2 separate regions of the Homo sapiens genome follow, and region 1 is linked to region 2. A link is a loop called in an ENCODE intact Hi-C map of the cell type or tissue named here. Cell type or tissue: CD4-positive, alpha-beta T cell. All regions are shown on one strand. Each heading gives the region's core, and the rest is flanking DNA. Links, peaks and the distances in the headings are about the cores only.

The links. Peaks named below come from ENCODE experiments on the same cell type or tissue, not always from the same donor. Only the 100,000 strongest peaks of a DNase experiment are listed, where the experiment ranks them.
Region 1: it touches region 2 in a loop (33-fold over the local background); 18 of 110 quality-filtered maps call a loop at or near these places.

Annotation. Positions count from the first base shown.
Region 1 is chr10:128,146,257-128,154,585 of GRCh38, reverse strand. No RefSeq gene overlaps it. Among named protein-coding and RNA genes, the nearest start is that of MKI67, 24 kb to the right of the region's middle. RefSeq lists a silencer at 4,147-4,586. In CD4-positive, alpha-beta T cell, for the core only: CTCF peaks have their summits at 4,184 and 4,384 (motif pointing right); a DNase peak (open chromatin) is centred at 4,445; H3K4me3 peaks cover 572 bases; H3K27me3 peaks cover 21 bases.
Region 2 is chr10:127,712,803-127,721,131 of GRCh38, reverse strand. No RefSeq gene overlaps it. Among named protein-coding and RNA genes, the nearest start is that of FOXI2, 20 kb to the left of the region's middle. In CD4-positive, alpha-beta T cell, for the core only: CTCF peaks have their summits at 4,908 and 5,110 (motif pointing left); no DNase peak of the experiment used is centred there; H3K27me3 peaks cover 94 bases.

The sequences.
Region 1 (8,329 bases), core at 143-8,142, 430 kb before region 2:
AACCATCAGGATGTACACGCAGCAGTGAGGATGCAGGAATCAGGGCTTCCTAGGACCGTGCGCATCGTTTGGGAGGAGTTGGGAGCATCTAAAACTGGGACCTTCATGCAGATTTCTTAAAGATGCTTCTGCGATGTCCAGTTGGATTTGGGTCTGGAATAAGGCGTGCCAAGTCACAAAGCTCCTGAGCCACAGGGTGTCACTCCTGATGTTCTCCCTGAGTGGGTGTGTTCTCAGGGGTCTGGGGACAGGAGCTGCATCCATGAATCCCAGCTGGAACTCTGTTACTAGAGAATCTGAATACAGTCACTCGTCAACTGAGCTTGTCATGTCAGTCGCCCTCCCTCACAGGGTGCTGTGGATTCAGGTAAATGTCTACTAATACTTCTCATTCCTGAATAAAGAAAAAAATGTGAGGCTCAAAGGGAGAGATGAGCTTAAAGCCTCAGAAACTTGGAGTTCTTCCTGGGGAAAGGGGGCCTCTGAAACACATGCCTCCAAAACACCTCAGACTACAGTATGAGGATTATAGAGTTTAACTAAAATGAAAATAAAACAAACAAGCAAAACTCTCACAAAAATGTGAAGAATAAGAGGAGACAATTCCAGCTGGGCATGGTGGCTCACACCTGTAATCCCAGCACTTTGGGAAGTCATGTCAGGTGGGTTGCTTAAGCTCAGGAGTTTGAGACCAGTCTGGGCAACACGGTGATACTCCATTTCTACCAAAAAAAAAAAAAATAGAAAAAATTGGCTGGGTGTGGTGGCACACACCTGTAGTCCCAGCTACTCAGGAGGCTAAGGTGGGAGGATGGCTTGAGCCTGGGAGATGGAGGTTGCAGTGAGCGGAGATCATGCCGCTGAACTCCAACCTGGGTGACAAAGCGAGATCCTGTCTCAAAAAAAACAAAAAAGGAGACAATTACAAGAACATTTTGAAAGCCAAGGGCTGATAGACAAGTAGTAGCTGACTGAGTGGCCCCTGAATGTGGAACTTTAACTTGGCCAGAGAAAACCAACACTGACCTGGCTTACCTAGGGAAGAGAGGCTGGGGACATGGTGGCAGGAGCCACAGGAGGTGGGGAGGAGGCACCAGAGATAAGCACGTGAAGAGCTGCTTAGCATTCTCTGAGGGGTGGTCTCAAGTGGGATGGGATTGGACGCCTGTTACAAGATGGTGACAGCCCCTGGCTCCTCCCCCACTCCCCTTGGCACCGGATTGGACGGCTGTTGCAAAGTGGCGAGAGCCCCGGCTCCTCTCCCACTCCCCTCGGCCAGATGCTGCTGTCCCTTTCCGCTCCAGAGGAAGGCCAGAGGCTATGAAAGAGGTCCCTGGGCTGAGAGACCCTGGACACAGTTGAGGACTGGGAATTCCTGTAGAAACAGAGGGGCTCAGTGCATACCAGCAGCCTGTTTCCCAACTGGGCTCTCAGAAAACTGACGACAGGGCTGTGCCCTCCAGGCAGGAGAGCAGGGATGTCTTCCCCAGGGAATCCAACCACCTGAAAGGGAGGAAAGAGCTACAAAGACTGACATGGGGGTGGGTGCTCCAACCAACCTCCCAGACCACCCACCCCACTGCCCAGCTCCCAGGCCACAGCCCCAGGCACTGAGAGATGTCTGTCGGCTTTGTGTCAGTGTTTAACGGCAAATGATCAGGAAGCACTGGACAGCAGAGGAAAGGAAACCACGTGGAAGACAGTGACCAAAACAGATGGACAGAAACATGCAACTCAAGGCAAACGGAAACTGTATATGGAAAAGGAAAAAAAATCATTAATATCCACAGAGAGCTGGGAGCAGATACTAAAACCATACAACAAGGACAGAGATTCATCAAAAGGAATATTTAGAGAGCAAAAAAGTATTCCTGAGAATTAAAAATACTATAACAAAGGTTAAAAAATTAACAAAAAGATTGGAACAAAAAAAAAAATCAAGGCGATCTCCCAGACACCCAAAAGAAAAAGAAATTGATAATAGGAAAGAAAGGACAAGCAAATGAAAGATTCAGCCCAGGAAGTCAAATATCCAAATCACAGGAGTGTCCAGAAAGAAAGAGTAGTGAAGACCAAGGGGAGGAAATTAACTCATAAAATCATCCTAGAAAACACCCCAGATCATGAAATTCTAGCTTAAAGGGCCTCACAAGCAGCCTGAATGCAACTGATGAAAGTAGGCCCATGGAAATGCACACTATGGTGAAAACTCAGAGCTCTCAGAACAAGCAGACGACCCCTCCAATTTCCAGAGAGGAAAAAGGCAAACGAAAAACAGGCCACAGGTGAGGATCAGGGATCAGGGATCAGGCTGGCTTCAGGCCTCTTGACAACAAAACCAGGAGCCAAAAAACAAGGGACTGAAGCCTCCGAAATTCTAAAGGAAAATCAAGAACAGAGCAGGTGTAAAGTAGAATAATAGCATTTTCCGACAAGCAGGTTTTTTGTTTGTTTGTTTGTTTGTTTGTTTTTAGGAGGAGTTTCACTCTTGTTGCCCAGGCTGGAGTATAATGGCGTGATCTCGACTCACTGCAATCTCCACCTAATAGGTTCAAGCAATTCTCCTGCCTCAGCCTCCTGAGTTGCTGGGATCACAGGCGCCCACTACCATGACCAGCTAATTTTTTGTATTTTTAGTAGAGACAGGGTCTCGCCATATTGGCCAGGCTGGTCTCAAACTCCCAACCTCAGGTGATCCGCCTGCCTCAGCCTCCCAAAGTGCTGGGATTACAGGCGTGAGCCACCGCACCCGGCCCAGACACGCATGTTCTTTAAACTCCTTCCCATGCACTGCTTCTTAGGAGATGGCCAGTGGGGGTGCTCAATAGCAAACCAAGAAAGAAGAACATTTCTCAGGAATGCAGGCCCTCTAGGGTCAAGCACCAGGAAGAGAAGAGAATCCCAGGGCAATGGTCGGGAGAAGCCAGGCCCCATGAGGCACAGGCTCTGGGAAGTAAAGGGTGCAGGCCGGATGCCCCGTCAGAAGCTCTGGGAGAGGCTTCCTCAAGTAGACATCTGGAAGGTCAAGACAAATGACTCTGTGATGAATGCATAAAACTGAGCAACGGGAAAAAAAAATTAAAGAAAATTGACTCCAGGAAAAAAAAATAAATGTTCAATCAAGTAAATGGTAACCATCATTTACTACATGGCTTAGCTTCAAACAGCATTTACATAGCTGTAATAATGTACACTGTTGTAGTCAAAATCACAATATAAGTACATGAGAAGCATGCATGGATAGGAAAGGCATGAGTGGGGGTTGCGGGCGGTGACAGGGAAGAACCCGGTGTGCTTTATCATCTCCCCAGTGGGAAGGGTGCTCAACCATGAGACAGCAAGAAGGACTGCACCAACACAGAATCCGTCGCTGCACCGCTGGTTAGCTAAAAGGATCCAAAGCAGTTGCCTCCTGGGAAAGGAATAACAGCAGGTGGGCCGAACAGGGTTGCTCTGAGTTACGGGGGTGTGTGATTTGTAACAAGCCTTCTAAACCTATTTTGTTTTTTAAATCAGGTGTAAGTACAGCTTTGATTTTAAAAGAAAACAAAAGTTAAACTGTTGCTCCATGAACTCTTAGTTGGGTAACCACCAGCAAGGGGATCTTTATGATACTGATTATAGACGTCTAGGAAGGAATGTTCCTTAGTTTTTAGTTTTTTGTGTTTTGGTGGGGGAGAACTTTTAAGTTCAGGGGTACAAGCACAGGTTTGCTATATAGGGAAATTTGTGTCATGGGAGTTCCATCTCCGAGGGGTGGTGGCGGAGCTCCCTAGGCGGCTGTGGACAGCGGGCGCCCCCCGGGACGCGCAGGGCCACGCGCTCGAGGCCCCTCCGTGCGCCCCGCAGGCTACGTGCCCCTGGACAACTCCAGCTGCCCGGTTCATCCTTTTCAGCACGCTGCCTGAGATCAAACGGACCAGAGATGAATGCCTAAAACACAGAGTGGCTGATTGGGCAGATATGTCTTAAGTTTCCAAATTAATAAATATATCGTTGTAGGCTAAAGTTTCCAAATAATAACAATACTAACAATAGTAAGCTAATAGAAAGGAATGGCTCAACAGGGTAACGCCGGCCCACTGGCGTCCAGAAACAGTTGAAAGGCGTTTGTCCCACAACGTTTGGTAAGCGAACGCTGCACCGCGCACTCGCTGGTTCTGGGCTCCCAGGTGACCGCTGTTTCCGTTCCCACCAATCCCGTCCCGCTGCGCCTCGCCTGTGTCCGCTGCGAGTGGGATTCGCCATTCCCAGACTCCAGGTAGCCAGGAACGCGCCGCGCGGGCCGCGTCCCCATCCCCTCGGGCCCGCGCATCCTTGGGAAACGGCCTCGGGAGCGCGCTGTGGGGGGTGCAGGGTGGAGTCCCTTCCCCTCCCCCTTCCGAGGACGCAAGGGCGCGGGGGCCCTGATCCGCCGCCAGGTGGCGCTACGGGCCCAGCCACCGCGCTCCAGGGCCGCGTGGGCTCCGCTCCTGTGACCGACGTGCGGGGGCGCTGCGGGGCGCCGGCTGGTGTCGCGGGCCGGGGACACAGGCTGGGGGCGCTGCAGGTGGGGCGGGCTGGGGGCGCTGCGGGGGGCGCTGCGGGGGGCGCTGCGAGGAGGCGGGCTGGGGGCACTGCGGAGGGGGCGCTGCGGAGGGGGCACTGCGGGAACCCGGGCAGGGGGCGCGGGCTGGGGTGCGGGCGGGAACGCGGGCTGTGGGCGCTTCGGAGGGGGCGCTTCGGAAGGGGCGCTGCGGGGACGCGGGCTGGGGCCGCTGCGGAGGGGCCGCTGCGCAGGGGGCGCGGGCGCCCGAGCCTCCTCTGTGGGCTCCGTCGGCGGCAGCTGACGGTGGAGTCTGGGCCTGCGAAGGTGACCTGATCCTTTGCTCTTTCAAGAGAAGCCAGAAAGCTAGATTTTTGTTTGAAATGTTGGCAATTGATGTACTTTAAATGTTAAGGGAAGTTCCTTTTCTGAGAGGGGTCGGACGGCTGTCACCGGACGCGGGGTCGTCCTGACTGTGCGGGAAGCCGGCGGCGGGTGACACTACAATGCTGAGGCCGCCCAGAGCCAGAGGCCTTGAAGCTGTCGGGACCCAGGAACTCCCCAGGACGGGGTCCCCAGACGTAGGGCGCGCCCCGGCACCAGGGCCTGGCACCTCTCCCTGCCAGCTCCACCCCTGTCACGGAACCCCATGCCCGCCACGACTGACTTCCTAATGTTCTTCATGGCTGAAACACTTAATTGTAAAACCTTGTTCTCGTGCAAAATTTTAACCATACACAGAAGTAGAAAGAATCACAAACTGGCCGGGCGTGGTGGCTCATGCCTGTAATTCAGCACTTTGGAAGGCGGAGGCGGGCGGTTTACTTGAGGTGGAAAGTTCGAGACCAGCCAACATGGTGAAACCCTGTCTCTACTAAAAATACAAAAATTAGCTGGGCGTGGTGGCACGGTCCTGCAATCACAGCTACTGGGGAGGCAGAGGCAGGAGAATCCTTGAACCCAGGAGGCGGAGGTTGCCGTGAGCCGAGATCGCGTCACTGCACTCCAGCCTGGGCCACAGAGAGAGACTCCATCTCAAAAAAAGAAAAGAAAATACACAAACCCCGTGTACCCATCACCTAGCTTCAGAGATTGATGTTCATAGCTAGGTGTCACCTATTAATCCCCACCCCCAGGACACTTAACCACACTGTACCCCACCCCTGTGGGGTTATTTTGGAGCAAATGTGAGAAATCATCTCTCTTTCTCCATAAATATTCCAGGGTGTGTCACTAACAGTTAAAGACTCTTTTTAATATAACAATGCCATTGCCACACTAATAATAAAATCATCACACCAAAAAGTATTTCCTGGATGCCATCAAATTTCAATGTTCAAATTTCTCCAACTGCTTCATAAAAGTGTAGTTAAGAGTTGTAACAGTTGATTTTTCCAATTCAGGTCCCAATAAGCCCCATGAATTGTATCTGGTTGGTTTGTTTTTTTTTTTTTTTTTTTTTGAGACGGAGTCTCGCTCTGTCGCCCAGGCCGTACTGCGGACTGCAGTGGCGCAATCTCGGCTCACTGCAAGCTCCGCTTCCCGGGTTCACGCCATTCTCCTGCCTCAGCCTCCCGAGTAGCTGGGACTACAGGCGCCCGCCACCGCGCCCGGCTAATTTTTTGTATTTTTAGTAGAGACGGGGTTTCACCTTGTTAGCCAGGATGGTCTCGATCTCCTGACCTCATGATCCACCCGCCTCGGCCTCCCAAAGTGCTGGGATTACAGGCGTGAGCCACCGCGCCCGGCCCGGTTGGTTTTTAAAGTTTCTTTAATTAAGGTAAAAAATGTATGCATAGTAAAATGAACAGACCTTAAGTGTAGAGTTCTGAGAGTTTTGGCAAATGTGAACCACCTGTGTGATCCACACATCAATCAAAATATGAAAGTTTCTATTACCTCTGAAAATTCCCTCCCCTCTCCCCATGAACCCAGCCCAGAGGAAACCGCTGATCTGGTTTCCATTATCATAGAATACTTTTGCTGTTTTGGAAATTCACATAAATAAAATTAAACAATATATTGTTTTATCTGCCACATTTCTTTCACCCCATATAATGTTTTTGAGATTCATCCACAGCGTTGCACATACCAATATTATGTGTATGTTCATTCCTTTGTAGTATTTCACCATCTGAATATAATGCAATTTATATTGTAATTTATTCTGTTAGGAAATATCCTGTTGATGGCTATTTGGATTGTTCCCAAGTTTTGGATGTAGTGAGTAAAGTTGCTTATCCAAGTCTCTTGTGGCAACATGCCTTCGTTTTCTCTTCAGCAAATTCCTCATAGTGGAATTGCTGGATCATAGGGAAGAAGTCTATTTAACTTTGTAAGAAACTGCCCAGAGTTTTCACAGCACAGTTTTACCATTAATGTTCCCACCAGCCAAGTATGAGAGTTCCACTGTCCCCACCTCCTCCCCGTTTGCTCTTTGCCATCTATTTTGTCTGAGCCATCAAGGTGGGTGTGACTTTTCTAATTGTGGGTTTAAATGGCATTTCCCTGATGTGATGGGAATGAGTTCCGTTTTTATTTCTCTGAAAGTGCCTTTATTTCACCCTTATTTTAACAAGACATGTTCTTTGGTGCATTTTCACGCTGTTGATAAAGACATACCCGAGACTCAGTAATTTATAAAGAAAAAGAGGTTTAATGGACTCAGTTCCACATGGCTGGAGGCCTCACAATCATGGCAGAAGGCGGAAGGCAAAAGGCACTCTTGCATGGCAGCAGGCAAGAGAGAATTGAGAACTAAGCAAAAGGGGTTTCCCCTTATAAAACCATCAGATCTGGTGAGATGTAATCACTACCACGAGAATAGTGTGGAGGAAACCACCCCCATGATTCAATTCCCTCCCACTGGGTCCCTGCCACAACATGTGGGAATTATGGGAGCTACAATTCAAGATGAGATTTGGGTGGAGACACAGCCAAACCATATCCCTTTTATATGAAAATCCAGGTGGGCAGATTTTTCTCTCAGCAGCTGTTCCCTGCAGAGTCTCCTTGCAGAGCCTTTCCTTGGACTTTCCAAATCCAGCCCTTGGCTAAGGACTGACAGCATCTCTCAGGCAGACCACTGCCTGCCCCTACCCTGTGCAGCTTCCTCCCACACAGCCTCACCCACAAACCCACCTTTCTCCACAGCCACAAACTCCGATCTCTGCCTTCTTAGAGCAGAGAGGCCATTCCTCTCCACGTGGTCTCACCTCCCTGCACCCTAACTGAAACCTGGGAGTGAGGGGAAAGAGGAGCTCAGGTCATGTGCCTCCCGCCTCTCAAGGATGGCAGCCTTGCGCTGGCTGTAGCAGAATACCGGAAAAGATCTGCCTAAGGTATGTTGTCCAGTTTTAAAGTTGTTGGTGGGAGGAAAGTGAGTCGAAGTCCTTTGATCTGCTTTAAAATATGTTGGTTCTTGGTCAGGCGTGGTGGCTCATGCCTGTAATCCCAACACTTTGGGAGGCCAAGGTGGGCAGATCACTTGAGGTCAGGAGTTCAAGACCAACGTGGCCAACATGGTGAAACCCCGTCTCTACTAAAAATACAAAAATTAGCTGGGCACGGTGGCAAGTGCCTGTAATCCCAGCTACTCGGGAGGTTGAGGCAGAAGAATTGCTTGAACCCAGGAGGCAGAGGTTGCAGTGAGTTGAGATTGTGCCATTGCACTCTATCCTGGACGACAGAGCAAGACTCCATCTTAAAGTAACATTAAAAAGTTGGTTCCCTTGCCCTCTTTTTTTTGTTTCCTTTCAGTGTTTTGAAGAAATCACATTCTTCGTCCTCTGGAGTCACCCACAT
Region 2 (8,329 bases), core at 284-8,283:
CTCCCCCTTCAGGGCAGTGGACTCCCCTCTTGCCTAGGGGAGGTCCAGAAATGCCATCCAAGAGTCAAGCCCTGGCATCTGGCCCGCTTGGTGCTTTACCCCCCTTGCTGTGCAGGTACCTAAGGTATAAGACAAAGTCCCCTTTACTTTTCCCTTTGCTTTTTTGAAGCAGAAGGAATTTGCCCCATAGCCGCCACAGCTGGGAATGTGCTGGGTCTCACTCAAAGCCTGCAAGCCTGAGAGGCAAAAGACCCTGATGTAGTACCTGAGTATCACTGTTGATTATTCTGGGCCCAAAGGCTCTTCAGTTAGTAGGTGATGAATGCTGGCAGGACTAGGTCCTTCCTTTCAAGGCAGCAGGTTCCCTTCTGGCACAGGGTGTGTCTAGAAATGCCATCTGGGAGGTAGAGCCTGGAATGGGGGCCTCATGACTGCCCAGTGCCCTCTTGCTGTGGCTGAGCTGGTATCCCAGATGCAAGACAAAGTCCTCACTCTTCCCTCTCCTCTCCTCAGATGGAAGGAAGGGGTCTCTTGGAGCCTCCAGCTGTGCAGGCTGGGGTTAGGAGAGGGGTGATGTCAGTACTTCCTTGGCTGCCCCAGCTGGTGTCTCAGTGTGCCACGTGCCCCCTCAGTCCACTGTCTCTGGGCCTAATTCAGCACTAGGACTCGACTAAGAGTTGCAGTTCTTATGGTCTAGACTCCTTTTCAAGTTTACTTGGAGACATAGAGTGCTGTAGCCCTCAATGGAGGGGTTTTCAGGCACTCAAGTTTGGTCCCCTGGGGTTGGTGATTCCCCTCTGGCTAGAGCTGCTTTAAATGCTCCCTCTGTGGGTGGGCATCAGCTGAGTTTTGTCCGGGTTTCCTTTCTGCTCTAACAGGACAGCACTGAGTTCAATTCCTCTCAGTTGCTGTGCTCTCCACCCCCCAGCACCCAGAGAAGCTCTCAGCACCATGCTGCCACTACCAGGGGTGGGAGGGGTGGCATCGACAATTCCAGACTGTTTATTCTGTCTCTTCAGTGCCTCTTTCAGTGATATGAAGTTAAATCTACGGACTGATTTTTGGTTCTTATGAAGGTGTTTCTTTCTGTGTAGACAGTTAACTTAATGTCCTTGCTGGGCCCAGGCTGGTGAGGGTGGGGAAGGCGGAGACAATCAGTGGAGCTTTCTATTCCACCATCTTACTCCACCTCTCTCTCAAATTTTTTATTTAAATGTGTTATTTTATTCTTTTTTTTTTTTTTTTTTTTTTGAGACAGAGTTTCCCTCTTGTTGGTCAGGCAAAACGAGTTAATTTTTTGAAAAGAGCTGTCCACTCAACTCATAGAAGGTCCCACAATCTGGGTTGGGCATGGTTGCTCACACCTGTAATCCCAGCACTTTGGCGAGGCGGGTGGATCACTTGAGGTCAGGAGTTCGAGACCAGCCTGGCCAACATGGTGAAATCCCGTCTCTACTAAACATACAAAAATTAGCCAGGCGTGGTGGTGCACGCCTATAATTTCAGCTACTCAGGATGCTGAGGCAGGAGAACCGCTTGAATCTGGGAGGCAGAGGCTGCAGTGAGCAGAGATCATGCCACTGTACTCTATCTAGCCTGGGCAACAGAGTGAGTGATATTCTGTCTCAAAAATAAGAGTCCCACAATCTGAAATTGTCTGATTGTTTCCTTCTGGGGATGTTTCACTTATTGCTCTATCCTTTGGATTTTCTATACACTGAAAGTTTAGTCTATGAAAAATAAAATCAGATCAAGTAGGACAAATTTAAAATTTTATTGTCATTTAAAACTACAGATCACAATCCAGGAGACTTCAAACCAAGTGGTAGGAAGTGCACTGTTTAATTAGCAGTTTCCACAGAGTTTAAGGAGAAAGTATTTTGATATTTTTTGTGATTGGCTATTATATTTTCTTTTTTTGGAAGGCAAATAGAGTTGTTTTAGCCAATCTGTTTATAGCTGTTTGATTTAATTTCACTGAATCATGCTGACAAGGCCATAAGACTTACATCTTGTATTTCATTTGTGACGAGAACTAGCATTTAGGGGAAATCAGGATGACTTAAAGTTTTGATTACATGGTTATGGGCAGTTGGCTTTAGGTTATCTCTAACCTGTGGTCTCCATTTTTCTTTTTCTTTTTTTTTTTTTTTTGAAACGGAGTCTTGCTCTGTAGCCCAGGCTGGAGTGCAGTGGCGCAATCTTGGCTCACTTCAACCTCCGCCTCCCGGGTCCCAGTTCAAGCAATTCTCCTGCTTCAGCCTCCTGAGTAGCTGGGACTACAGGCACGTGCCACCATGACCAGCTAATTTTTGTATTTTTAGTAGAGACAGGGTTTCACTATGTTGGCCAGGCTGGTCTTGAACCTCTGATCTCGTGATTCAACTGCCTTGGCTTCCCAAAGTGCTGGGATTACAGGCATGAGTGAGCCACCTTGCCCGGCCCATTTTTCTTTTTCTTTTCTTTTCTTTCTTTCTTTCTTTTTTTTTTTTTTAGACGGAGTTTCACTCTTGTTGCTCAGGCTAGAGTGCAATGGCGCGATCTCGGCTCACTGCAACCTCCACCTCCTGGGTTCAAGCGATTCTCCTGCCTCAGTCCCTCGAGTAGCTGGGATTACAGGTGCCTGCCACCACGACCGGCTAATTTTTTGTATTTTTAGTAGAGACTGGGTTTCATCATGTTAAACAGGCGGGTTTCATCATGTTGGACAGGCTGCTCTTGAACTCCTGACCTCAGATGATCCACCTGCCTCGGCCTCCCGAAGTGCTGGGATTACAGTCGTGAGCCATGGCACCTGGCCTCCATTTTTATTTTTCTTTAACAGGTCTAAAGCTGTGTTTAGATTCAGGTTAAATTATTTACCTCATCACAATAGAAGGCACATAATGTCAGGCGCGTCTACTATTCCTGACATGGGGTTTGATCATTGGGTTAGGGAATGACAGCTGATCTCTTCATTGCAAAGGTCATCAGCCACTAGTCCATGGAGTGATGCCTGGATACATTGTGAAAATCCAGTTCCACAGGTAATTCCCGATAAGAATTGCTATTGCTTTTGTTTTCCATTAATGACCTCTACCTGAATCAATTGTTCACGTAGGAACTGGGAGTTGCAAAATTGAAATTTTCTAGTTCTTTCATTAGTTTAACATTCACTAACTGGCATTTTTCTGTAAAAACGAGCTTTCTATCATCTCAACTGAACTTATTTGGTTTCACTGAAATACAATTCCTATTAAAAAGGCAAAATAATTGCTTAATTCTTTTCTTTTATTGACTGGTTTTTAGAGTAATGTATTTGGTGAAACAGTCATCTTCATTGGTCACAACTTTTTGTTTTGCTGTATGGGATTTCTCTTCTTTTGAGTATCAGCATAGACTTAAACATTTTAATATGTTCAATGTTTCAATAAATTATTATTATTTTTGTGATGCTTATATCATCACAAATTGGGTCATGTGGAGTCCCCGGGGACTGGCTCTCGTGTCCTTTGGACGTGGCTCTACTAGTCTCTAGATGTTTCCTTCTTTTCTGACACGAGCTGGCCCAGTCTCGCTTTGTACAGTCCCTGACCCTGATATTAAATAGGCTACTTCTCCAGTGGTCCTGGATTCCTTTTCAGAAAGAACAGTAAGAGAAACCAAATGATGGGACTGGCGGTCTAAGTTTCCTGGGGAAGGGGTAACCTTGCTTCTAGACCTTTCAATGGACAGAACTAGGAAACATATTTCTAAAAATCATATGCTTCTTGTTTAAATTAAATACTTACAGGCCTTTAAAAAACCTACATTTACCCTCTACTTGTATCTCATTTCTCTTATACTGAAAATCTTGGTTTCTAATAATATCAACACAATTATCTCTTGTGTTATCTTACAGTATACCTGTATAGTTTCAAATTACCTTATAAGTGTTAGTATTAACAAACTACTAAATGAGATTTAAGAGATTTAAGATTCCTTGGTAGTTTTTTGTTTTTGTTTTTGTTTTTGTTTTTTGCAATGGAGTCTCACTCTATTGCCCAGGCTGGAGTGCAGTGGTGCCATCTCGCCTCACTGCAACCTCCGCCTCCTGAGTTAAAGCGATTCTCCCGCCTCAGCCTCCTGAGTAGCTGAGCCAGGCATGCGCCACCACACCTGGCTAATTTTTGTATTTTTAGTGGAGATGAGGTTTCACCATGTTGGTCAGACTTGTCTCAAACTCCTGACCTCAAACGCTCTGCGTGCCTTGGCCTCCCAAAGTGCTGGGATTATAGGCATGAGCCACTGCGCCCGACCTGTCTTTAAAAAATAGATCCCAGTAATGACATACAGTCAAAGGACTATGTTACAGAGTCACTTGAAATATTTTTCTCAGTGGTTTCTTGTTTTGGCATATAGTTAGGGTCATTTCATTTCATGCCACTTAAGTTTAAAGCCTTAAATTTGCTAAGAAATAAGAAGTTGGAAAACACAGTTGGTCATTTACCTACACAATATTTCTATTCTTCCCCGTATGTGTTAAATAATTAGGTGTGATGGAATTTATATAGGTTGATCGAGTGTTAAAATTTATGGCAAGCATTGGGATCATCTAAGGACTTTTAGGTTCGTGGTAACCTTTGTTGTGTTGTATCTCCACAGATAAGCAGACCCTTTCAGAGACTGAGAGGGAAGATGCTAAGCGTGCTTGACTTTGGCGATGAGAAAAAGTGTTTGAGATGTCAGCCTGCAGGGTCAGATTGACTCAGGCAAGAATCCTAGTCCTGTCAGTTATTACCTGTGTAATCCTGGATGAGTTAACCTGGACCCTCAATTTTCTTATCTGTAACACAGTAATAATAATCATCTCACAGGGCTTCATTTCCCATCCGGGTTAAATGAAACCATGCATATAAAGCACTTTGCACGTTTCCCGGCACCATACATGTAGCTAATGTTATTAGGGTGGTAAATAAGACTGCACTTTTTCTCTAATTATTCTATTGGTTTTTCAAAAAAGTGTTTTTATAATGAGCATGGTTTGTCCTCATAATAGCAAACAAACAGCAAACTCCAATAATCTGGGGGTGAGGGTGAGAAGGAGAATGAATTCCCTATGGTAGTTTTGTGTATTGATCATTCCTCTGTGAATTTTTCTGTCCTTAATTATGTGACTTTAATGCCATCTAGTGGAAGGTGACAGAGTCTATTTCCTCAAGTAGCTTCATTTGATAAGGAAAAAATCCCATGTTTATTTTATGTAATAGATGGCTCAAGTTCCATTCCTTCCTTATTAAAGAAATGTTCAGAATCCATAGTCATCAATAAAGATATTTTTGGTGAAATTTATTTTAAGGGCATAGCCTTTAGTATTTTATGGGTGAAAAATTTCCTACAGAGAGGGTAGGTTTGTTTTATTCTCAAACTTTTCTCTTGTATTTTTTATTTGTATTTAAGATTTTACATGTCAATTTTTATGATAAATCTACTGAATTTGTTGTAACATAATGCTAGCAAATACGCAGGAGCTTGCAGTAAGACTATTCTTTTTAAGAGAAAGACCTGTTGTCGTTAAACACTTTTTTTATTTTGCCTTGATTTTTTTTTAAATACTGAATGTGGAATGAATATAAAGTCTCACTGATCATGAACCTAAGCTCATCCAGTTTCGTGGTGGCAGCAGGGAGCGCCAGGGAGCCAGGGGTCAGGTTGGGCTCCTGCTTTTCCATCCAGTGTGACCTCGAGTAGAGCCCCACACCCACTTCACGTGCACATGATCAGACTGGGTGAGAAGCTCTCTCACATTTCATCTTGTGGCATCCTTTAATCCTTAGCTTCGGATTTGTAAAGGAGAGTGAGACCTGCTCTTTACCACTGTAGCTTACCAGTTATAGGGGAGTCTAAGTCCTGATTTTTACTTTGAAATAGTTACGGTAATCTATCCATCCTGTTAGGATGCTCTTGGCTGCTGGGGCATTTCTACCCCTTCCTTGCTGCTACCCAGATGTAACCCTGGCCACACCTTGTATTGACTAGACTTCAGAAATTGTTTTATGTTTGAATTACTTTAATTTTATTGCTTTAGTTGAATCAGTGTCTCCTGACTCCAGCCACCTTGCTTTGGGTTTGCTGCTGAATTGGGCCAGCATATGCAGGAGGGCCCAGGGGGCCCGGCTCCCAACTTCCTGCCAGAGATGCAGATGGAGATCATGAGACACACCTTAATGAGGGTACCATTGCTCCAGCGTTGGCACTTGCTGTGTTTAGGTACCACAAAAAGAAAGTACAGCTGTCATGTCTGAAGGTTACTGACTCTCCAGAAATGAGGAAGGCCTACGTGGTCTTCTTGATCTTGCTGCTGCACAAATTGTTGACACCTGTCCCCTGTCCTGGCTCAGAGATGATCCCTTGTGGCAGGGATCAAAAGGACATGAGAGCCCGAATGTTGTCCTAAGTGGCGGTGAAATTCGTGTTTAAGTGTGGGCTCTGGATAGTTGGGGGGGTCCTGGCTCTGAATCTATTTCTTTGCTCTGTGCCCTTTCCTTGGTTACAAGTGATGAACCTCATTAGCCTGGTGTGTAACGCACGTGTAATAACAGCACCTGCTTCCTCCAGCCACAGGAGGAAGCTCATATGTGCTAAACGGTTAGCATATTGCTTGACATCTGGTTAGTGCTTAATACATTGTTATTAAAAGTTAACTGTTATATGTTATGTATATTAAATGAATAAAGTCTCACTGATCATGAACCTAAGCTCATCCAGTTTCGTGGTGGCAGCAGGGAGCGCCAGGGAGCTACCTTTAGGTAGCTACTAACAGAATGTCAGCTCTGGGGACATAAAGCCAAATGCCCAACATCTGTCTAGGTTTGTTATACATTTCTAGAGAATTGCATTAAGAAAATAAAACTAGGCAGGGCGTGGTGGCTCATGCCTGTAATCCCAGCACCTTGGGAGGCTGAGGTGGGTGGATCACCTGAGGTCAGGTGTTCGAGACCAGCCTGGCCAACATGGCAAAACCCCCGTCTCTACTAAAAATACAAAAATTAGCCAGGCGTGGTGATGAATGTCTGTAATCTTAGCTACTCGGGAGGCTGAGGTGGGAGAATCACTTGAACCCAGGAGGCAGAGGTTGCAGTGAGCCAAGATTGCACCACTGCACTCCAGCCTGGGTGAGAGAGCAAGACTCCCTCCCAAAAAAAGAAAAAGAAAAAGAAAAAAAGAAAAGAAAAGAAAACCAATCTAATTACAATATGGCAATCATCTGTGTATCTCCACGGCACATGGAGTGGGTGGGGCATTGGGTACAAGGTTGACCAGTTCATTCCGAGGCACCACACTGGGCTGGTGGGTCTCACTCACCCTTCTTGGTCTGTGAGGACCAGGTCTAGTAGCCATGGCCAGAGTCCCTTACACAGTGCAGCTTCTGTGTCCTGAGACCTTTACCACCCTGGAGACCCTAGAGAAGCAATGGGAAGAGCTCTGACCAGGGAGCAGGTGGGCGGCCTTCAGGTTCCCGTTTCACCAATTACCATCCAGGTGCCCTGGGGCACCTCCGTTTCTCTGAATGGTGAAACATGTCATATCTCAGAAAGGCTTTATAAAGAATAAAAAGAGATGCGTCAAAGTACTTTGTGATGTGCTACACAAGGATATTGGTTTTTTTTTCTTCCGCAGGAGACACTGAAGGAATATGTACACCTCTTAAAAAGAAATGATGTTCAATTAGCCTTTTACCAAAACTGAAAAATTTTTAAAATTTACTCTTCTTACACATATTTTTTTGAAGTCCCCTTAAAATGAAGTGCAGCCTACTCAGTCTCACTTTCTCCTTAGATATCGGTGTGGTTACAATGACCAGGGCTGCATACATTTTAGAATAACAAGTATTTAAAACTGTGCCAGATATCGTCTGCAGCACACATTTCTCCATCTGCTCTTCCAGGCCTTTGTATCTGCTCTTTTGTTCTGCGGGGATACAAACCTACAGGAGCAGCTGGGGTTCCATTAGCTTCTGCCAATTTGAGACTCTTGCATTAGGCAGGAGAAGGTGGGAGCCATTCTCTTTCTGACGGCACCTCTGGTGAGGCAGGGCTGTAGATCCCTGCTAGGGGCAGTAGCAGGGGACTGTGGAAAGCTGCAGGTCTGGCAGGAGCACCTGTCGCAGTGGCAGGTGCATGGGATTCTTCCTGCAAAGGTGGCAGCCGGCAGAAGACAGCTCCTGGAGCCCTGCACAGGATGGCAATGGGCACGGGATCCGGTGAGTTCCAGCTCTAGCGAGAGGTGGCAGCTCTGCAATCCCTGATATCACTGTAAAACGATGACAATCTTTAATATGTACTATTTTGTATCTAGATCTTTCATTCAA